Regions from separate parts of the Homo sapiens genome. Here region 2 is linked to region 1. A link is an interaction called in ENCODE POLR2A ChIA-PET data of the cell type or tissue named here. Cell type or tissue: K562. All regions are shown on one strand. Links, peaks and the distances in the headings refer to the core of each region. The heading gives the core; the rest is flanking DNA.

Evidence for each region. ChIA-PET counts read pairs that join two places held together with the same protein. Peaks named below come from ENCODE experiments on the same cell type or tissue, not always from the same donor. Only the 100,000 strongest peaks of a DNase experiment are listed, where the experiment ranks them.
Region 2: POLR2A ChIA-PET joins it to region 1 with 8 read pairs; 2 of 35 experiments call an interaction of 5 or more read pairs at or near these places.

Annotation. Positions count from the first base shown.
Region 1 is chr19:16,258,419-16,268,613 of GRCh38, forward strand. No RefSeq gene overlaps it. Among named protein-coding and RNA genes, the nearest start is that of KLF2-DT, 61 kb to the right of the region's middle. RefSeq lists enhancers at 68-402, 1,268-1,487, 1,918-1,997. In K562, for the core only: no CTCF peak of the experiment used is centred there; a DNase peak (open chromatin) is centred at 4,458.
Region 2 is chr19:16,528,226-16,538,420 of GRCh38, forward strand. It overlaps CHERP (calcium homeostasis endoplasmic reticulum protein), which reads right to left. Exons shown (of 17, transcript NM_006387.6): 3 at 7,227-7,411; 4 at 4,786-4,923; 5 at 4,373-4,524; 6 at 2,544-2,655; 7 at 2,360-2,449; 8 at 1,423-1,675; 9 at 1-30. Among named protein-coding and RNA genes, the nearest start is that of CHERP, 9.1 kb to the right of the region's middle. RefSeq lists a silencer at 100-149. In K562, for the core only: no CTCF peak of the experiment used is centred there; no DNase peak of the experiment used is centred there.

The sequences.
Region 1 (10,195 bases), core at 1,878-6,877:
GAGCCAATTTTCAACTCTTGGGCAGCCAGACTGCAAGTCCAGTGCTCCTTCCAAAACTTGTGTGTATGGAGAACCCACCACCTGTGCCCTGACCCCCTCCTGGTTCCCCACAGCCCCTGCCCAGGCCAGGACACCCTGTCCCCTGGGTGTCCCTGAGGTCACAGATAAGGCCGCTGGGCCCGGCTATCGGCAGGAAACATCTTGGCAGGACAGGAAGCGCGGCATGGGTCAGCCGCGCCTGCACCCGGCTCAGCCTATCAGCGGCCAGATATTTTGGGAGCCACTATATAAACCCCAACTCGGCTCCAAGCTGTTCCCCGGGGAAGCCTCAGGCTTCATGTTCTGCGGCAGCCCTGAGGCTGCTGGAACACGGGGCCCGGGAGGAGCTCAGGAGCTGAGCGGGACAGAGTGACAGGGGTGGACTCCGTCCGGGCATCACTGCAGGCCAGAGGGTGCTGGCTCTGAATCGAGCTAGCCCCTATTCAGTCCTGGTGCAGACACTCTCACTTGCTGGGCAAGTGGCTTCACCGCCCTGTGCCTCAGTTTCCCCCTCCCCACATCCCTCCTTTGATCCTGTCCCAGGGAAAAACACACCTCCAGGTCCTGGAGCCTTTTCTGAAGTTTCTGGGCCGACATCTGAGGGCCAACCCACTTTCTCCCAATGCAAAGCAGGGCCCAGGAATCTGCATCTTAAAACCTGCCTTGGCCGGGCACAGTGGCTCACACCTGTAATCCCAGCACTTTGGGAGGCTGAGGCGGGTGGATCATGAGGTCAGGCATTCGAGACTAGCCTTGCCAGGATGTTGAAACCCCATCTCTACTAAAATTACAAAGATTAGCCGGGCATGGTGGCTGGTGCCTGTAATCCCAGCTACTCCGGAGGCTGAGGCTGGAGAATCGCTTGAACCTAGGCAGCAGAGGTTGCAGTGAGCTGAGATTGCACCACTGCACTCCAGCCTGGGCAATAAGAGCAAGACTCCGTCTAAACACACACACACACACACACACACACATACACACACACACACACACACACACAACAGGGATCCATACGCAAGCCCAAGCTTCTCAAGTTCAAGAACATACGGTGGGTCCAGCTCCTCCACCCAAAAAGTTCAGTGGACAGGCACCCAGCGTGACACCGCATAACTGCTGAATTTGAGCCACATTATAAGAATGGGCTGTAGTTATTCCCATTTTACAGAAGAGGGGTTGAGGCCCAGAGAGGGGCAGGAAGTTGCCTGAAGCCACACAGCAGCCCAGAGGCCACGCCCTATCAGAATCTCCACCCCGTGCACCTCTCAGGAGATGCTCCAGGGGTGATGTGGCCAGCCAACAAGCAGTGGGGTTAGGATTTGAACCCGGGTCTGCCTGCTCCACGACCCCTTGTTGGCACAGAACAGTGCCATCTTGGGCCCAGTGATGACTGCTCTGGTCCTGAATAACATGCATATTTCTCCCAGGACCAGTAAAAGTGAAACGAAGAAGTGAAATAAAAATACTCAAGAACTCACTGGGGCCCGCAGCCGGCTCCTGACCTCAGAGCCTCGGCCTTTCCTGGGGAGAGGCAAGGGGGCAGGACGGCAGCGCGGGCAGAGGAACCCAAGCGTGGCTATGTAAAGTGGCCGGCCCAGCACCTGCGACTGCCTGCCAGGGCAGGTGATGAAGCGTGCCCGGCCGGCCCCCACCCCAGGCAGCTGCAGCTGGCAAAAGGGAACAGCCACACCACATATAACCTGGCCTGAACTCCACCCAAAACCAGAGCTCGAGGCCTGGCCCGTGCCTGGAAAGCCAGTTTTGGCCCAATGACTCTGGGCAGGTCACTGTCCTTCTCTGGATCTCAGTCTCCCCACTGGCCACAGAAAAGTCTCAGCAGTGGCAGAGGCTCCTGCCTGACCATTCTGACCATCCCAGAATGGAAAGGGAAATCACCTCCCTCATTCTGGAGCCTATACCTCTAATAATATAACCCATGGGCCTAGCAGCTTGCTGGGCAGCTATGTCACAGGCAATGGGCCCCTTCAGGTGTCCCTGAAGTCCTCATCCCTGCCCACCTTTCTTTAAGATCTGGTGGGGACTGGGGGTCAAGATGTCTTCTAGTTCATGCCACACAACCACTTGGCTCAGTTTGCTGCCAGGGAGGCACTGGACTGGCATCTCTTTCCTGACGACATGCTCACTGCCAGCCGGGGCAGCCTAGTGTGTGGCTTAGTGAAAGTGGGTGCCTCCTTCAGAGTGGCTCAGTCCCCACCCTGCCCTGCTCTGCCATCCAGCCACCTGGGACTGCTGACAGAGACCTAAGTCAGTCCTTCTCTAGGTTAAATGCCCTAAAGCCTCCAGGGCCTTCTCCCAGGACACCACTTAGAAGTGTGTATACACATACACACACACACACCATGGTGGTCTTCCCCAAACCTGCCACTATCCATCTATCCCCATTTTGAAGTGGCAGGGCCCCCTGCCTGACAGCATTGACCAGCCCAGAATGGAGAGGGAAATCACCTTCCCCATTCTGGAGTCTATACCTCCAGTAATGCAACCCATGGGCTCAGCGGCTTGCTGGACACCTATGTCATAGGCAATGGGCCCGTTCACGTAACCATTCGTCAATTCCAAATATTGAGCCCCACAAGGGAGCTTTGATGAAGGTGGTGGGGATGGGGATGTCTTGTTTCTTTTTCTCTCTCTTTTCTTTTTTGGTAGAGATGGGATCTTGCTATGTACCCAGGCTGGACTTGAACTCCCCCTGGCCTCAAGCAATCCTCCTGCCTCGACCTCCCAAAATGCTAGGATTACAGGCATGAGCCACCAAGCCCAGCCGGAGTGTCCTGTTTCTTGAGCTGGCTGCTGGTTACCTGGGCATAGTCCCTTTATGAGAAGTTACAGAACTGTGTACCTAGGATTTGGGTACTTTAATGTCTGTATGTTTTCCTTGAATAAAATATTTTAAAAGAAGAAAAGGAAAGAAAGCAGTTTGATGTCTCGGACTGAGAATGAAAGCTAAGTAGATAATAACTAGGTGAGGTTTGAGGGCATGGATGGATTCGGGAAGGGCACTGCAGGCAAGAGGCACGGCGCGGCTAAGGCCTGGTGTCCTGAGGCAGCCTTGGTGTTTGAGGGACCTGGCAGAGGCCCGTGTGGCTGGGTGGGGGCAGGGACCAGCCATGCAGACCCTCAAAAGCCACAGCAGGGTGCATGGATGTTACCCCGAGACAGGTGCCAAGCCGAGAAGTTTAAGTGGAGGCTGATGATTAAGTGGAATGGACATGTGGAAGGGCGGTTGAAGCCATGAGCAAGGGCATTTATGATTGAGTGGTAAAGGGTTGCTCAGCCCATCTGCCAGAGGGGAATACTGAGGCCCGGTGAATCCAGGCTGCTTGGCTACAAGTAGGAGGTGGAGGGGCAATGTGAGCCTGGCCCAGCTCGCCCAAGGGCCACTTTCTCCCAGCTGCACCCACTTGGAGAGTGGTCACAACCTCTGTGCCCAAGAATCAGCCAGATCTCCCAAGTTTGAGTCTCACTCTGAGCTCACTGGCCTCAGTGTCCTCACCTGTCAAACGGGGGCCTGGGAGGGTGAGTCTCATCTTCGACCCCTCTGCAGGCAGCCCAGCGACTCTTTACCACGGATTTCACTGCGATTCCAGCCAAGAGTGCCTGGGCAGTGGAGGGGGCATTTCATAACCCGAGCACTGCAGAGGTGGCTTTTCTGAGAAGCCCGGCCCCAAGGAGGAAACTCTCTGATCTTCGAATGCCGTGGGGGTGGGGGTGGCACCCTCAGCTTGCACCAGGAAAAACTCTGGGGGAAGGGGAGAAGGTAGGAGTTCTAAAAAGAAATAACTCAGTAATGCAAATTCAGCCGCATTGGGGGAAATGGAAGAAGTAAAAAGGCACTGATGAGAAGGGACTCGTGCCACACGCAGGGCAGGGGGTTCGGGGACACCATCTGGGCAGATCACCACCCAGGCACCCTTGCCACAGCTCCTGGCCTTACCTCGAGCCTTTATCCGGGCTGCACCTTGACCTGGGGTCTCCTTCCCCTAAACCTCCCCATAGGGAATCTTTCTCTTCTCTGACCCCTAAAGGCGACCTCATACCCTTTCACCAGTCACACCCAGTTACACTGTGTCCCCCAGCTCCTGGCCATCACTAAGCCACCTTCTGTCTCTACAGATTTGCCTGTTCCAGACACTTCAGGCCCCTCAGTATCACCCCCACTGTGGTCTTGTCTTCAACTGTGGTCTCTCCAGAGTCACCTTGGTTTTCTGCCTTTTGCTCGTCCATCCCCACCGCTACCCGTGGGAGGGCAGGACCCAGCTGGCTTTCTCCCTGCTTCTCCATCCATCCTACTTCTGACTCCCCAGCCTGGAGCCTGGCACCGAAAGGCGCTCAGTAAATATTTGCTGGCTGAATACACGGGGTCAGGCCCACCTTATCTTTAGCAGGGAGTGTTATCAGCTTGGCTCGGGACCAAACTCCAGCTCAGCTTGGGCCATCCCTCCTACAAGCCCCAGTTCTTCTCAGCTAAACAACAGGTCTGGGGGGTGACACTTCTCGCCAGGGGTCCCCAAAGATAACCCACAGCACATAGAAAGCCAGGCACACCTGGCATGGCGCAGTGGCTCACGCCTGTAATCCCAGCACTTTGGGAGGACGGGGCAGGAAGATCACTTGAGCTCAGGAGTTTGAGACCAGCCTGACCAACATGGTGAAACCCTATCTCTACTAAAAATACAGAAATTAGCTAGGCGTGGTGAAAGGTGCCTGTAATTCCAGCTACTCAGGAGGCTGAGGCAGGAAGATCGCTTGAACCCGGGAGGCAGAGTTTGCAGTGAGCTGAGATTGCGCCACTGCACCCCAGCCTGAGTGACAGAGCGAGACTGTCTCAAAAAAAAAAAAAAAAAAAAAAAAGGCCAGGCACACCGGAGATACCCAGCCACTGTCATTTCCCCCAGGGGTGTCCCCTTGCTGATCCCTGGATGGGGCTCTGTCTTCCTCCCCCACCAGGCAAAGAGAGGATAAAAGTGACCAGTGAGGCTCTGAAGGTGCTGGGTTCTCTCCCCCACCTCCAGCTCTTTCTAAGAAGCCAATGGTGATAACATTCCCCCAAAACAGGAACCAGCGAGGGGCACCCTGTGTTGCAGAAACCTCCCGCAGAAGCTGCCCACCCAGCCCCCGACCCCACGGCCGGCTTCAGGGCCCGCTGGGCACAGCCTGGAAAGATTTTTATGTAAAAGTGGTCGATGCAAATCCAGAAACCTGGGGACCATGAAAAGATCCACTTCCCCTTTAACCCACTCTGGCCTGAGTTGCTGCCACCTGGGCACGGCTGCTGGACATAGGCCTCCCTGACCCCCGCTCCCGTTTGCCAAGCCGGCTTCCAGCACCCACAGCGCTTAGGACTTGCTCTGCGCACCGGAGGCCCCAAATCCTGGTTGCTGGGCTAGAGGAACAGGGAGCAGGAACGGCTCATGTAGACCCCCAAACCCCCTGCCCTGAAGCAGGAATGATCCCAGCAGCTAGATCTGACTTTTTTTTTTTTTTTTTAAGACGGAGTCTTGCTCTGTCGCCAGACTGGAGTGCAGTGGCATGATCTCGGCTCACTGCAACCTCCGCCTCCCAGGCTCAAGAGACTCTCCTGCCTCAGCCTTCCAAGTAGCTGGCATTATAGGTGCCCCCCCACTTCGCCCGGCTAATTTTTATATTTTTAGTAGGGATGGGATTTCACCACATTGGCCAGGCTGGTCTTGAACTCCTGGCCTCAAGTGATCTGCCTGCCTCAGACTCCCAAAGTGCTGGGATTACAGGTGTGAGCCACCGTGCCTGGCTGCTAGCTCTGACTTTTAAAAAAAAATTGAGATAAAATTCACACAACATAAATTCACCATTTTATTTTGATTTTTTTCAGACAGGATTTTACTCTGTCACCCAGGCTGGAGTGCAGCAGGTTCATCATGGCTCAGTACAGACTTGACCTCCTGTGCTCCAGTGATCCTCCCACCTCAGCCTCCCGAGTAGCTAGCTGGGACTACAGGCATGCACCACCACACCCAGCTAACTTTTACATTTTTTGTAGAGACGGGGTCACACTGTTGCCCAGGCTGGTCTTGAACTCCTGGGCTCAAGCGATCCTCCTGCCTCGGCTTCCCAAAGTGTTGGGAATACAGACGTGAGCCACTGCACCTGGGTTGAATTTTTAAATTTTTATTTTATTTATTTATTTATTTTGAGACGGAATTTCACTCTCCTTACCCAGGCTGGAGTGCAATGGTGTGATCTCGGCTCAGGGCAGCCTCTGCCTCCCAGGTTTAGGTGATTCTCCTGTCTTAGCCTCCTGAGTAGCTGGGATTACAGGCGCCTGCCACCACGCCCAGATAATTTTCTTATTTTTAGTAGAGATGGGGTTTCACCATGTTGGCCAGGCTGGTCTCGAACTCCTCACCTCAGGCAATGCACTATCTTTGGCCTCCCAAAGTGCTGGGATTACAGGCATGAGCCACCACGCCCGGCCAACTTTTTAAAAAATTGAAATAAAATTCACACAACACAAAATTCACCATTTGCTTTAAAGTATATGATTCAGTGGGTTTGGGGCACACTCATGAGGTTGTACAACCATCACCTATACCTAATTTCAGAACATTTTATCCCCTCAAAGGGAAACCCCGTCTCCAACTGAGTTGGCCACCTCAGAAGTGACTGAGAAGCAGTCACTTATCCCCCTCCCCAGAACCCTGACAACCACAAATCTGCTTTCTGTCTTTGGATTCGCCTGTTTTGGACAGCCATGAAGTGGGCAAAATAACATTGAGTGAAATCTTTGTGATGGAGAAAAATAGGTCATGACATGGTAGGTGGGACCCGGAGGGTCATTTTAGCCGAGAAGGTCAAGGAGGTTCTCTCTGAGGAGGTGACATTTAAGCTGAGACCAGCAGGAGATAAAGGAGTGGCTGAAGGGAACAGCATTTGCAGCAGAGGGAACAGACAGTGCCAAGACCCTGAGGCAGGACCATGCCTGGTGTGATCATGGAACTGTGGGGAGGCTGGTGTGTTGGGGAGGCTGGTGTGCAGGAGGAGATGGGGTCACAGGGTGGCCGGGGCCAGACCACAGAGCCTTGAGGGCCTCAGTGAGAGGTTTGTGTTTTGTCTTGTTTTGTTGTTTGTCTGTCTCTGAGATGGAGTCTGGCTCTGTCACCCAGGCTGGAGTGCAGTGGTGCAATCTCAGCTCACTGTAACCTCCACCTCCCGGGTTCAAGCAATTCTCCTGCCTCAGCCTCCTGAATAGCTGGGATTACAGGTGCGAGCCACCATGCCTGGCTAATTTTTGTATTTTTAGTAAAGATAAGGCTTCACCATGTTGGCCAGGCTAGTCTCGAACTCCCAGCCTCAAGTCATCCGCCCACCTCGTCCTCCCAAAGTGCTGGGATTACAGGTGTGAGCCACTGTGCCCGGCCAGGTTTGGGTTTTATTTCAAACCTGGGACAGGGCTCCGTTCTCCACCACTGCTCTAAAAATATTTATTGAAAGAAGAGGGACATACCACAGAGTCAGCCCTACCTTTGGTGCTTCAGGCCTTCAAATGGAGACCCCAGGGTGCAAGGAATTCAGGTCTTTGCAGACCTTCCTGTGGAAGATGGAACAGTGTGAAACTGCATGGAACAGCATGGATGCATTTGGGAACTGCGTGGAGGCTCTGTCTCCTGTAAGGCAGAACTGAGTTGGCCGCCCCAGGGACTGAGTCCCTGGCCACCTCCTGCCAGCCACAAAGACCGTGCTGCCCACGACGTGCTGTTGCTTCATGGTGACTTGACTGTGATACAAAGAGGCCACCAACCTGGACAGGGAAACCTGAGCTTTCTGCAAGCTCCCCAGTAACTCCAGGCCTGACAGGGGCTCACTTCAATACCCCCAGCCCCCGTCTATGAAATAAAGGGTGTTTAGGATCCATCTGGCAACGGACACCCACTCGCCCAGGCCAGACCTAGGGAGGGGCACAGGGACCAACGAGGCCTCAGTTTCCCTATCTGTGAAATGGACAGAAAAAGCCCCGCGGCGCATCATAACAACCCACCAGGTCTATTGTCCAGCCCTGGGGGCCCCCACATCCCTCTGAGCAGCTTTGGGGTCCCCAATTTCCTTCCCCCAAGCACACACGCACTGTCCTCTGCCCCTGACCGCAGCCGGGTCCTGATACTGTTTTGTTCTCACCCTGCTCTCCTGACCTGGTGCCACCAGTTTGGTGTCTTAAAAAACCACAACTTAGGGTGCTGTTATCTGCTATCAGTGGCGGGACGCGGTGGTTTCGGGGCCCCTCCGTGCACTTCTCAGAAGAGCCAGCCATGTCATCGCAGGGTGCTTGGCACAAAGCAGCTTGTTTATCAGGCCCCCTCATCGCGATCCCTGCTGATAAGGGCCTTCAAGGCGCCCGACAACTTGTTTACGGGCCTTGTTTTCAGAGATTCTCCATTTGATGTATCCCGGTCTTGCAGCCCAGGGGTCAGGGCATTGGGGAGGGGGGAAGCAGGGCTGGGTCGAGGGGCTTCTGGGAAGACTTCCTGGAGGAAGGGATGCTGGAAGGGAGCGAGGGAGGGTTAGTTGCAGAAGATGGGGTAGGCATTGCAGGTGGAAGAACCTGCATGGGCAGAGGTTTGGAGATAAGAACCTTGTGACAGGCTGGGGGCAGGGGCTCATGCCTATAATCCCAGCACTTTGGGAGGCTGAGGTGGGAGGATCGCTTGAGTCCAGAAGTTCAAGACCAGCCTGGCCAACATGGCGAAACCCCATCTCTACAAAGAAAAAAAAAAAATTAGCCAGGCAGGGTGCGTGCCTATAGTCTCAGCTACTTGGGAGGCTGAGGTGGGAGAATTGTTTGCACTTGACCTTGAGAGGTGGAGGTTACAGTGAGCCAGGATCACACCACTGCACTCCAGCCTGGGTGACAGAGCCAGACCCTGTCTCAAAAAAGTAAAAAAAAAAAAAAAAAAAAAAGAGCTTCTGGCAAAGTCAGGTTAATTAATGAGCTGGGGCTTATCTGAAGAGCAATAGGGATTTGGCAGGGTTTAAGCTGGGGAGTGGGGAGGTTAAGAGCCAGGGTGAAGTTTGAATCCTGGTTCTACTCCCAGCTTCAGTTTTCTCATCTGTGAAATGGGGATGGTGTGAGGATTCAGTGACACCATTCAGGAGGGGACGCTGGGGAGAAGCCACAAGCAGGTTGGATGGGAGGAGGAGGGCCTGGCAATGCCAGGGAATGCGTAGAGCCAGAAAGCTGATTAGTAGTTGCTTAAGGCTGGGGGCTGGGATGGGAACAGGATGGAGGTTGATAGCTAAAGGGGAAGGGGTTTCCTTTTGAGGTGATTAAAATGTTCTCAAACAGGCCGGGCACGGTGGCTCACACCTGTAATCCCAGCACTTTGGGAGGCCGAGGCAGGTGGATCACTTGAGGCCAGGAGTTCGAGACCAGCCTGGCCAACATGGCTAAACCATGTCTCTACTAAAATTACAAAAATTAGCTGGACATGGTGGCACATGCCTGTAATCCCAGCTACTTGGGAGGCTGAGGCAGGAGGATTGCTTGAACCTGGGAGGCAGAGGCTGCAGTGGGCCAAGATTGCACCAATGCACTCCAGCCTGGGCGACAGAGAGAGACACCATGCCAAAAATAAATAAATAAATAAATAATAAAATAAAATGTTCCCAAATGGAGTGGTGATGGTTGCAGAACTCTGTGAATACCCTAAAACCCATTGAATTGGAATCTTTGTTATTATTATTATTATTATTATTTTGAGACAGGGTCTCACTTTGTCACCCAGGCTGTAGTGCAGTGGTGCAATCTCAGTTCACCGCAGTCTCAACCTTCCAGGCTCAAGCAATCCTCCCACCTCAGCCTCCTGAGTAGCTGGGACTACAGGGGTGCACCACCATGTCTGGCTAATTTTCTTGCTTGCTTGCTTGCTTGCTTTTTTTTTTTTTTTTTTATAGAGATGGGGTCTCACTGTGTTGCCCAGGCTGGTCTTGAACTCCTGGCCTCAAGGGATCCTCCCGCCTCAACCTCCCAAAGTGCTGGGATTACAGGCATGAGCCACCACGCCCGGCTGAGCTGGACACTTTAAATGAGTGAATTGTGTGGTCGATGCATTATATCTCAACAAAACTGTTAAAAAACAAAACAGACAAAAGAAGATCAAGAAGGCCTTTT
Region 2 (10,195 bases), core at 2,409-7,408, 270 kb after region 1:
CAGGCATCTGGATGGGAGGCTTGCTGTCATCTAAATCCAAGTGACAGGCAGTTAGAGCAGGCCTGGCAGCAGGAGGCGCTGTCTCCTCTCCACACTACCCCAGAGCAAACCAGGCTACCGCTTTTAGTGCCCAGTGGATGATCGCTTCAGGACCCACTAAAACCATGACTATCACTGGCTTCCAGGAAGGGGACAGGGCGAGGGGAGGTTTCGACCTTGAACATGACACACATCTGTCCTTTTCAAAGCTTTACAAGAAACAGGCCTCACTTCTGCCTTCTTGGTTTGCTGAAGAATTTCTATCCACACTGAATTTGATTAGACATCTTTACTGTATCTAATTAAAAGGTCATTTCCCCACATCTGTTATTTTCTATTCTATACAATCCTCATATTCCTACAACAAATCTTCTTTGATCAGAATGTAATTTTAAAATCCTTTGCTAGGCCGGGTGCGGTGGCTCACGCCTGTAATCCCAGCACTTTGGGAGGCTGAGGTGGGTGGATCCCAAGGTCAGGAGATCGAGACCATCCTGGCTAACACGGTGAAACCCCGTCTCTACTAAAAATACAAAAAAGTAGCTGGGCATGGTTGCGTGCGCCTGTAGTCCTAGCTACTCAGGAGGCTGAGGTAGGAGAATGGCGTGAACCCAGGAAGCGGAGCTTGCAGTGAGCTGAGATCACGCCACTGCACTCCAGCCTGGGCGACAGAGCAAGACTCCATCTCAAAAAAAAATCAAAAACAAAATCCTTTGCTAGATTCTGCTAAGATTTCCTTCAGTATTTCCGTGTCTTTTTCAGAAGTGACACTAGATTGTATTTTCTGAGACAGGGTCTCGCTTTGTTACCCAGGCTGGAGTGCAGTGGTGTAAATGCAGCTCACTGCAGCCTCAATCTCATGGGCTCAAGTGATCCTCCCACCTCAGCCCCCAAGTAGCTGGGACGACAGGTGAGCACCATTTTTCTATTTTTAGTAGAGACGGGGTTTCACCATGTTGCCCAGGCTAATCTCAAACTCCTGGGCTCAAGCGATCTGCCCATCTTGGCCTCCCAAAGTGCTGGGATTACAAGCGTAAGCCACCATGCCTAGCCAATTATATTTTCAGTCTGTGCATTGTCCTTCCTGCCTGATGTAATAGTTACCCTAGTCTTGGGGAATGATCTGGGTACCTTTCCTCTATTTCTTTTCTCTGGGAACAGGAAACAGATCTTCTGCTGTTCAGGAATGGGATGGTTGTAGTTTTACTCTAGGATCACCTGGCTCGTGCTTGTAAATGGATGAAAACCTGGGCCTAGGAGCAGGCCTGGGACGAGGGAACAAGAACTGAGTCTGAGGGTGGCAGACTGCTTTCTGACTACACTCGGTGCCCAGCCTCTGGGGGCTGTTTCCTGGGGGCAGGCTGAGCTGAGGGAGCCCCGTACCAGGCTGGGTGGTGGGCGGGATGGCAGGGGCAGGTGCTGGGGCCGGGGGTGGAGCAGGCGGTGGAGGCGTGGCCTTGACTTCAGCCTCCATCTGCGGCATCTGGAGCTGCTGCTGCTGCTGTTGCTGCTGCTGCTGCTGCTGGGCCAGGCTGGTGACAAACTCCTCGTGCTGCGTCTTGAGGGTCTGGATCTGCTGCTGGAAGGCCAGCTGCACCGGCTGGACCACTGAGGAGTACTCGTTGATGAGGGTGGCCTGAGAGAGAGAAGAGCACCCGCTGCTCAGTATGCGGCCTTGGGGCTCGCTGCCTGGCGCCAGAGGACAAACGCCTGGAAAGCAGCAGAGCCTGGGGGACCTGGGGCAGGTGGACAGGGAACCGTCACGTGAAACAGCCAACACAGTCTGGGCAATCAGTGTGCGCTGGGATCTGGCCAGAGATTTGGGGATGAGGATGTTCGCTGCAGCGTGTTTTACGACTCCCTGATAACAGAACGAGCAACGACAGCCGTGTCCTGGCCGCTTCGTGGCTGCTCAGCGAACACTGCCCACCAACATTCTGGGACACGCTCATGGGCTCTGCCTCCCACTCGCCATGTGGCTCTCAGCAAGAGGGGCTGCCACAGCCTAAGCCACGTCTGGGCTTCCTCATGCTTCCACCACACCGGAACATGCCTGACCACCAGAGCAAATGGGCCATGTGCAATGACTCCGAAAGGCCGCCTGGTTCTAGTGTTCCAGGAAAGTCAGGGAGACACACCTAAGGCCTGGGAAATGTCACCTGGGACTCTCTGGTCAACACACACTGGCTACTCCTAGCACAGGCAGGGGACATGGGCTCTCTGGCTGCTGGGGTGGCAGCTGCTGTCCCCACACTCCCAAACCCTCCTGGGGAACCCGCCCCAGCTCTAGGGTGAGGTGTGGGTGGGCAGGGACACTCACCTGGTACTGACCAAGCCCCAGGGCTGGGCTCTGTAGCTGCTGAATGATGGAGTCATCGAAGTAGCCGTTTTTCTCCCAGAGCTGCAGGAGCTGGCGGTGGGAGGAGAGAGAGGCCGGGTCAGTGGGGAGGGGAAAGGCCTGTGTGTCCCGGTCTTGCCCAACCCCCGGCCCGGGGCCCACGCACCCGGGCGATCTTCTGCTGCTTGTCTTCCTCCACGGCCAAGAAGCTGGTGCAGTAGATGGGCACCACGACCTTCTGCAGGGCGGCCAGCAGCTCCCGGGCCTGCTTGCGCTGGCTGTGAGGGAGAGACTTTCCGCGCGTCAGGGCCCTGGGGCGGGACCCGGCCACGCGCCCGTTACCATCGCGGCTCCAGCCTCAGCGCCCTCTGCCTTCTCGGGAATCGGGTCCCCAACCCGGTCAGGGCGATGGCTGGGCTCCCACGAGACCTGTGCTGGTGCCTGGGCTCGAGGAAGGGACAGATGGAAAAACAGCAAGCAGGGGAGGGAGAGAACGTGGCCTGGGGCCGTTCTGAGCAAGGCCTTTTGGTCCAGTCCCCTTGATAGGAAATAACCTTCCCTCCTTCCCTCTTGGGTGGCGCTGCGGGTGAAGGGATATGGGCCGGCGGGAGCCCCTGCCTGTGTATGATGGGCGGGATGGGACTGCTGCGGAGTGGGGGTCTTGTCCTTGTCACTCACTATGCACAAGGAAACCTCGGCCCAGGCCAGGCCTCTTGGGAGAAGGAGGGAGGGTGCCCAGTCCCTCAGGAACCTAGAACACTTTAGAAGAGTGACCGGATGCCCAGCGGGGGGAGGCGCCGGGCCCATGTCCTCTCAGGGCTGCTGTGCAGTGCTGCACAGGACACTGTGCATACCTGGCCTGGGAGGCCCCTGCCGCTGCGCAGGGAGATGGCTGCCCCTGGGGAGGGACGCAAGACAGGAGGGGAGCAGCTGGAAGCCCCTCAGCCCTCAGCTTGCCGCAGGGGGCTCAGGGGAGCAAGGGCCTGGGCTGGGCGAGCAGCACTTGGCTTCGGACAGAGTAGAGCTAGAGAGGCGCGTGGCTGGAGAATGCGGGAAACTGTGCATCCGTGCAAGGCACCCGACTCAGAGGCAGGGAGAAATGGAGGCATGAGGAGGAGCAGAAGGGCAGAGCTGGTGCCGAGCCGCAACTCACTTCCCAGCAGGAGAGAAACAGGGACTGAGGTGGGGAGGCAAGAGGGACTCAGGCAGTGCTGCATGTGATAGATGGGGCGAGATGGGTGCTGGCAGCCTGGCCCACTGTAGAGGCACACGAGGCGCCAGGCCAGGACTGCTGCCCGCTAGGCTCAGTAGCAATGCTTGTCTCCTCCCGCACGTGCGGGCCTTTGGCCTGGGGTTCTATTGTTTTTTTTTTCTTTTTTGCTAATTTTTGTGAGAAGGGCCCCAGTGACCCTGTAGAAGGAAATACCCACCCAACCTTGGGGAGGGTGGAGACAGCAACAGTGGGAAGGGTGAGGGCTGGGTGGGGACAGAGGGTCGGCAGATGTGGCTCTGTTGAAGCCTGAGAGATGGGTCAGGGCTGGAGAAGGGGATCCCAAAGGAGGGTCCTGATGGCTGAGCAAAGTCAGGTGACCGCGTGTGTGTGCGTGCAAATCAGTGACGAGGGCAGGAGACAGACACAGAGGCCAAGGAGGCCGTGGCTGAGAAGGCAACAAGGAGACGCCAAGAAGCTGCCCCATGAGAGGAAGGAGTGCAGGGGACAGTGGCCCCCAGGAGACAGCAATGTGACAGGTGAGGCCGGGGTCTAGGGGAGAGGACAGGGCATGCAGCGAAGGTGCACAGGACACCTAGACCTCGCAGTCCTGGAGACAGAAGCCTGGTGGCTCACAGAGACCCCCCACCCGGGGTCCCCGGACAAGTGCCCCCTAGTCTCGGGACAGGCCAAGCCAAGCTACCGACCGGAGCAAGCGGCCACCCAGGAGGGTTGAGGAGGAGCGCGAGGAAGTGGCGCTCTGGGCACGGGGTGGCGGCGCTCACCAGTGGTGCAGCACGTCATTGATCAGGTAGATGAGGTGCAGCCGCAGCTCGAAGTGTGCCCCATCAGCCGTGATGCGGTTCCGGAGGTGGCCGGCCATCAGCTCACAGTGCGGCGGGGACTTGGCATTGCTGAACATCCAGTTCTTCCCGGCCTGCAACAACCGAGCCAATGACGAGTGAGCAGGGCCGCGGCTCCCCCAGGCACCCACTGCATCCCTGAGAGCGCGTCACCATCAGCTCAGGGAAGGACACACCATGAGCGTGGGGGGCACAGGGTCCCACAGCCTCAGGAGCTCCAGGCGGGAGGGAAGGGCACCCATTGTAACAGCCCTTAGCCCAGATTGGCTACGACAGGCCCTGCCTCAGGGAGGGACCAAGGGAAAGCTGGGCTCTGGGAAGTGCTGGCCCCTCACCGAGATGGCGTCCTTGGTGCACGTGTCGATGATGGGCTGCAGGAGGTTGTCAAACTCGTTCATGTCTAGCTGGGTCTCCTCCAGAAGCTTCTGCATCTGCTGCTCCACCGCGTGGGCCACGGCCGCTGTCACTTGCTCCTGCGGGCGGGGGTCGGTGGGGTCGAGAACACATGAGGAGGGACCCGCAGCCTGAGCCCTCCGGCCTGGCTCAGCAGGGGCGGGGTGGGGACATGGTGGCGATGCCCGGACTCTGGGCTGCTCTGGCCATCAGCTCCCTTGCTTGTCCCCAGCAGGAGGAGATTCTGTCTCTCATGCCTGCCGTGAATCTGTGACAGTCCCTCCTGGAGTGGGCAGGGCACTGACAGGACATACCAGGAGACAACACCTGCCCTCCAGGTAACCAAGGAAAACACTGCAGCCCAGAGGAACAAACAACCTCTGCAAACCAACTCAACAAAAAACAAAGGCGGGGCGCGGTGGCTCATGCCTGTAATCCCAGCACTTTGGGAGGCTGAGGCGGGAGGATCGCTTGAGCCCAGGAGCTCCAGACCACCTGGGCAACGTAGCGAAACCTCATCTCTACAAAAAATAAAATACAAATTAGTTGAGCATGGTAGTGTGTGCCTGTGTTCCCAACTACTTGGGAGGCTGAGGCGGAAGGATTGCTGGAACCCAGGAGTTCAAAGTTAAACAGTGAGCTGTGACTGTACCACTGCACTCCAGCCTGAGTGACACAGCAAGACCTTGTCTCTAACAACAACAAAACAACAACAACAACAACAACAAAAAGAAAAGAAAAGAAAAAAAAAGACAAATGAGGCATGGTGTGAACGACAGGCAATAGAAGAAGAGGATACACCCATGGCCTCTAGTGAAGCAAGAAGGGGGCAATCTCATTCCTCAAGAGGAAACACCGGTTAAAGTGCGACTGGTAAAAACAGAGCTGCCATGCGGACCAGCGGTCAGTTACGGCTGGTCAAGGCAGGCCTCCCACTCCATGATGAACAGAAGCTGAGGGTGAGCATTCTGGAACTTTCTTTTCTTTTCTTTTTTTTTTTTTTGAGATGGAATCTCGCTCTGTCGCCCAGGCTGAAGTGCAATGGCATAATCTCAGCTCACTGCAACCGCCACTTCCCGGGTTCAAGCAATTCTGCCTCAGTCTCCCGCGTAGCTGGGACTACAGACACCTGTCACTGCACCCAGCTAATTTTTGTATTTTTTACTAGAGACAGGGTTTCACCATATTGGCCATGCTGGTCTCAAACTCCTGACCCTGTGATCCGCCTGCCTTGGCCTCCCAGAGTGCTGGGATTATAGGCTGAGCCACTGTGCCCAGCTGGAATTTTCTGAGAGCAATATGACAGTGTGATTTTATGCCCTGAACCTAGTACTGAGCGTGGGGTTGGTGTTTTGGAGGTTTGGTATTCTATTCCTCTCATTTTTCTGGCAATGCACTTGTAGTATTTTATTTATTTATTTTTTCTGAGACTGAGTCTTGCTCAGTCACCCAGGCTGGAGTGCAGTGGTGCAATCTCAGCTCATGCAACCTTTTCCTCCCAGGTTGAAGCAATTCTCCTGCCTCAGCCTCCCAAGTAGCTGGGATTACAGGCGTGCACCACCACGCCCAGCTAATTTTTGTATTTTTCATAGAGACAGGGTTTCATCATGTTGACCAGGCTAGCCTCGAACTCCTGACCTCATGATCTGCCCATCTCAGCCTCCCAAAGTGCTGGGATTACAGGTGTGAGCCACCACACCCAGCCAATGCACCTGTATTCTATTTGGCGAAAGTTATCAAACTGTTGGACCAGGAAGGACAAAAGGGTCCTTCTGGCCAGGTGGATCACCTGAGGTCAGGAATTTGAGACCAGCCTGGCCAACCTGGTGAAACTCCATCTCTACTACAAATAGAAAAATTAGCCGGGTGTGGTGGTGCATGCCTGTAATCTCAGCTACTCCAGAGGCTGAGGCAGGAGAATCGTTTGAACTCGGGAGGTAGGGGCTGCAGTGAGCTGAGATCACGCCTCTGCACTCCAGCCTGGGCGACAGAACAAGACTTAAAAAAAAAAAAGGGTCCTTCCCCAACCAACAGCTCCAGGTGACCTAGCTACTGTGTGGTGGGGCCAATGGTAGGCACCAGAGGCTGCCTGGCCACAGCCATTAGGGAGCTTCAAGGTGCATACGTGCCCCACAGTCCCACTCAGGGGGGTCCACCCCAGGGTGATGGGTGCACGCACGTCCAGTGGCTTCACTGAGATGAGAAGCAGCCTCTGTGTCTGGCATCAGGGCTGGGGGTGACAGTGGCTGACATGCACCGAGCCCTGGGTGGCAGGGGGGGCCCTGTCCTCACTGACACCTGTTATTCATTCTGATGAGCAGACGCAAAAACAGAGGCACAGGGGAGCTGCTGGTGTCTGGCCGAGGAGGCGGCGGGCCCATACCTGTCTGAGCGCCAGCAAGTGCTGCTCCTGCTGCTGGAGGTTCCACTGGCTCTGCTGGATGAGCTCGTCCATGGATGGCGCGCCCTGGGCCGGCGGGATGGGCGCGGCGGGGGCCAGCGGGGGCTGTGGCAGGGGTGGCATGGTGGCGGCTGGCTCCAGCTCCGGGGTCTGCTGCTTGCAGATGACTGGAGGGAGAGGAGGAGGGGTGCCCCATGAGAATGCAGATGGGGGTCTAGGTGTCCCCTTGGCCACCTCTCAGCCACAGGGGCCTCCCCCTCCCCAGGGACTCACCATCCACGAGGGCCTGTTCATAGCCTCATGCCCACGCAAACCAGCTCCTCCTAGTCTCGGGTCCTGCCCTCCCTCTCACAGGATCCCAGCCTCAGCATTCCATCTTCGGGCCGTCCCCTCCTCGGAGAACCTAGGAAGTCCCCTGGCCGCTCTCTCGCCAGCACCATCCAGTCCTTGCGCAGTGTCCTTCCGGTGCAAGCTAAGCTTGCCTGCCCACCTCCTCACCCACCTAGGCCCCACCTGATGCAGAACCCAGGCCTCAGTACCTCTCATCCTCCGACCTCCTCGGCCACTCCCTGACCTCTGCCACTTAAGCTACCCATTGACTGTTAAGATGTCACAGCCACCGGGCCTCTGCACATCTGGCCAGAAAGGCACGAAGCCGCACCCCCGAGCGCACACTGCGGCCTCCCCCACACCTGCCTTGTCCTTCTACTGACTCTCCTTGCTTCTCCAGCCCTTGGGGACAGAGACCCCTCTGCATTCAGGGGTGCATCCAGTTTGAGGCAGCAGTGAGACACCCATTCTGCCGGCAGAAGCCTGGGTCAGGGTGGGCGCAGGTCCCAACTCTGGCCAGATGGGGCAGGTGGTGAGGTCTCTGAGGAAGGGACCCGGCTCATAAGGAGGCCCTGGACAAGATGACCTGCCTCTCTCTCCGTCTTGGGGCCGCCTGGTCTAAATGTGACCAGGTACCCCTGGAGCCCTCCAGAGCCCCACTCCAAGGGGACCAGGACAAAGCCAAAGATAAGGGAGGTGGGGTGTCAGGTGGAAGGTGTCGCCCCTCACTGGGCGCTCAAGTCAAGTCTCGGGGCTGACTGTGCCCTCCAGTTTGTGCACCCAAAGCCACCCTACAGGATGACCCCCAACTTCTGCACTGAATCCCACCCCTCCCACTGTCTGAGGGACACTGCTTATTGATATTTCTTCTATCTCTTATTTCTCCAACTCCTCCCTCTTTACCCGTCCCTCCCCAGCAGCATCTAAACACATTGGGCTGGGCATGATGGCTCACGCCTATAATCCCAGCACTTTGGGAGGACAAGGCGGGTGATCACCTGAGGTCAGGAGTTCGAGACCAGCCTGGCCAACATGGCCCTGTCTCTACTGAAAATGCAAAAAATTAGTCGGGCGTGGTGGCGGGCACCTGTAATCCCAGCTACCTGAGAGGCTGAGGCAGGAGAATTGCTTGAGCTTGCAAGGTGGAGGTTGCAGTGAGCCGAGATGGCGCCACTGCACTCCAGTGTGGGTGACAGAGTGAGACTCCATCTCAAAAAATAAAAAAGGAAATAAATAAACACATCAGAATATTCTGGGTTGGAAACTTCTCCCTTTACCCCATGATCCCTCTCTAAACGATTTCTCAGACAAGACTCACTCCAGATCTTCACCTCCCCTTTATCTCAGCCTGGTGCCTGCTTGCCACTCCCCGCACCCCCCTCCTTCCCCCAGGCAGCTGAGGACACCCTCACTCAACTCAGCCCCCCGGGCCTGTCGCAGGTGCTTGCCTCCCTTGGCCTCCATGTGTTCGCCCCCTCAGTCCCTTTCTCCCCCTTTACCAACCCCTCTCCCGTTGGACCCTCACATGCTGGGGTGCGCGGCCTGTGTTCTGAGCCCTGTCCTCCGCTCTACGCAACCGCCGGGCAACATGAGCTACTCATTCCTGTGGCTGCGATTGTGCATGGTGTGATTCCTAAATCCATCATCTCCATTCTGGATTCCTGAGCTTTGGCCCTAACCACCAACTGCACGGCCCACTGTGTTTCCAAGGGGCCTGTGTTTCCTCTCACCCCCTACACCTATGTCCCCTCCTGTGCTCCCCGCACCATGGTTGGCACCACCATCTGCCCAGAAACCCAGGCCAGAAGTAGCATGTGCCTCCCAGTGACGAGCCACATAGTGTCAAGGCGGCCTCCGAGACATCACTCCAATCAGTCTATGTCCCCGCTGTCACCACCATGGATCTGCTGTCACCTGCGTCACCCCAGAACCGGTCTTCCTGCATCAGGTCCCATCCCTCTACCTCTTTTTGACATGGCAGTCATGGTATTGCCACTTATGGAGTGGTCCCTGGGCTACCCAGCGGTGACAGACGGTTATGGAACCAGAAAGGGAGCATTTCAAAACCTTTCTAGCAGCGTGATGGTTCACGGTCCACATTGTTACTGTGCTTTGCAGAAGTTTTGGTCCACACACAACAGGTTAGAAACTTAAAACACAACACCAGAAATGGTCCTTCACCACAGAGTTCGTGAAGCTCCATTCTACAACAGTTGAGGCCCAGGCTTTAAGGCGTGGGGTGCAGAACTGGCTGTACTGTGGCTAACCCAGCTTCACAACACAGACCTAAACCTTCCACGAGTCTCTCCCACGCTTCCAGGATACACTCCTCACTCCTCTCCAAGCCAGGTCCCCGACTCCTCCCCAAGCCAGGCCTCCAACTCCTCCCCAAGCCAGGCTCCCAATTCTGCACCCCCACCTCTGGCCACTCCAAGAACCCCTCCTACTCTGGGCTTCAGCCACCCTAAGCTCTGGGTTCCCCATTCCCTCCAAGGGCTCCTTCCTCTGCCCGGAACACTTTTCTCCCCTTGTTTTCACCTGGCCAACTCCAACACACCCTTTACATCTAGCCAAGATATCATCACCCACAGAAAGCACTTCTTGGCTGGGTACGATGGCTC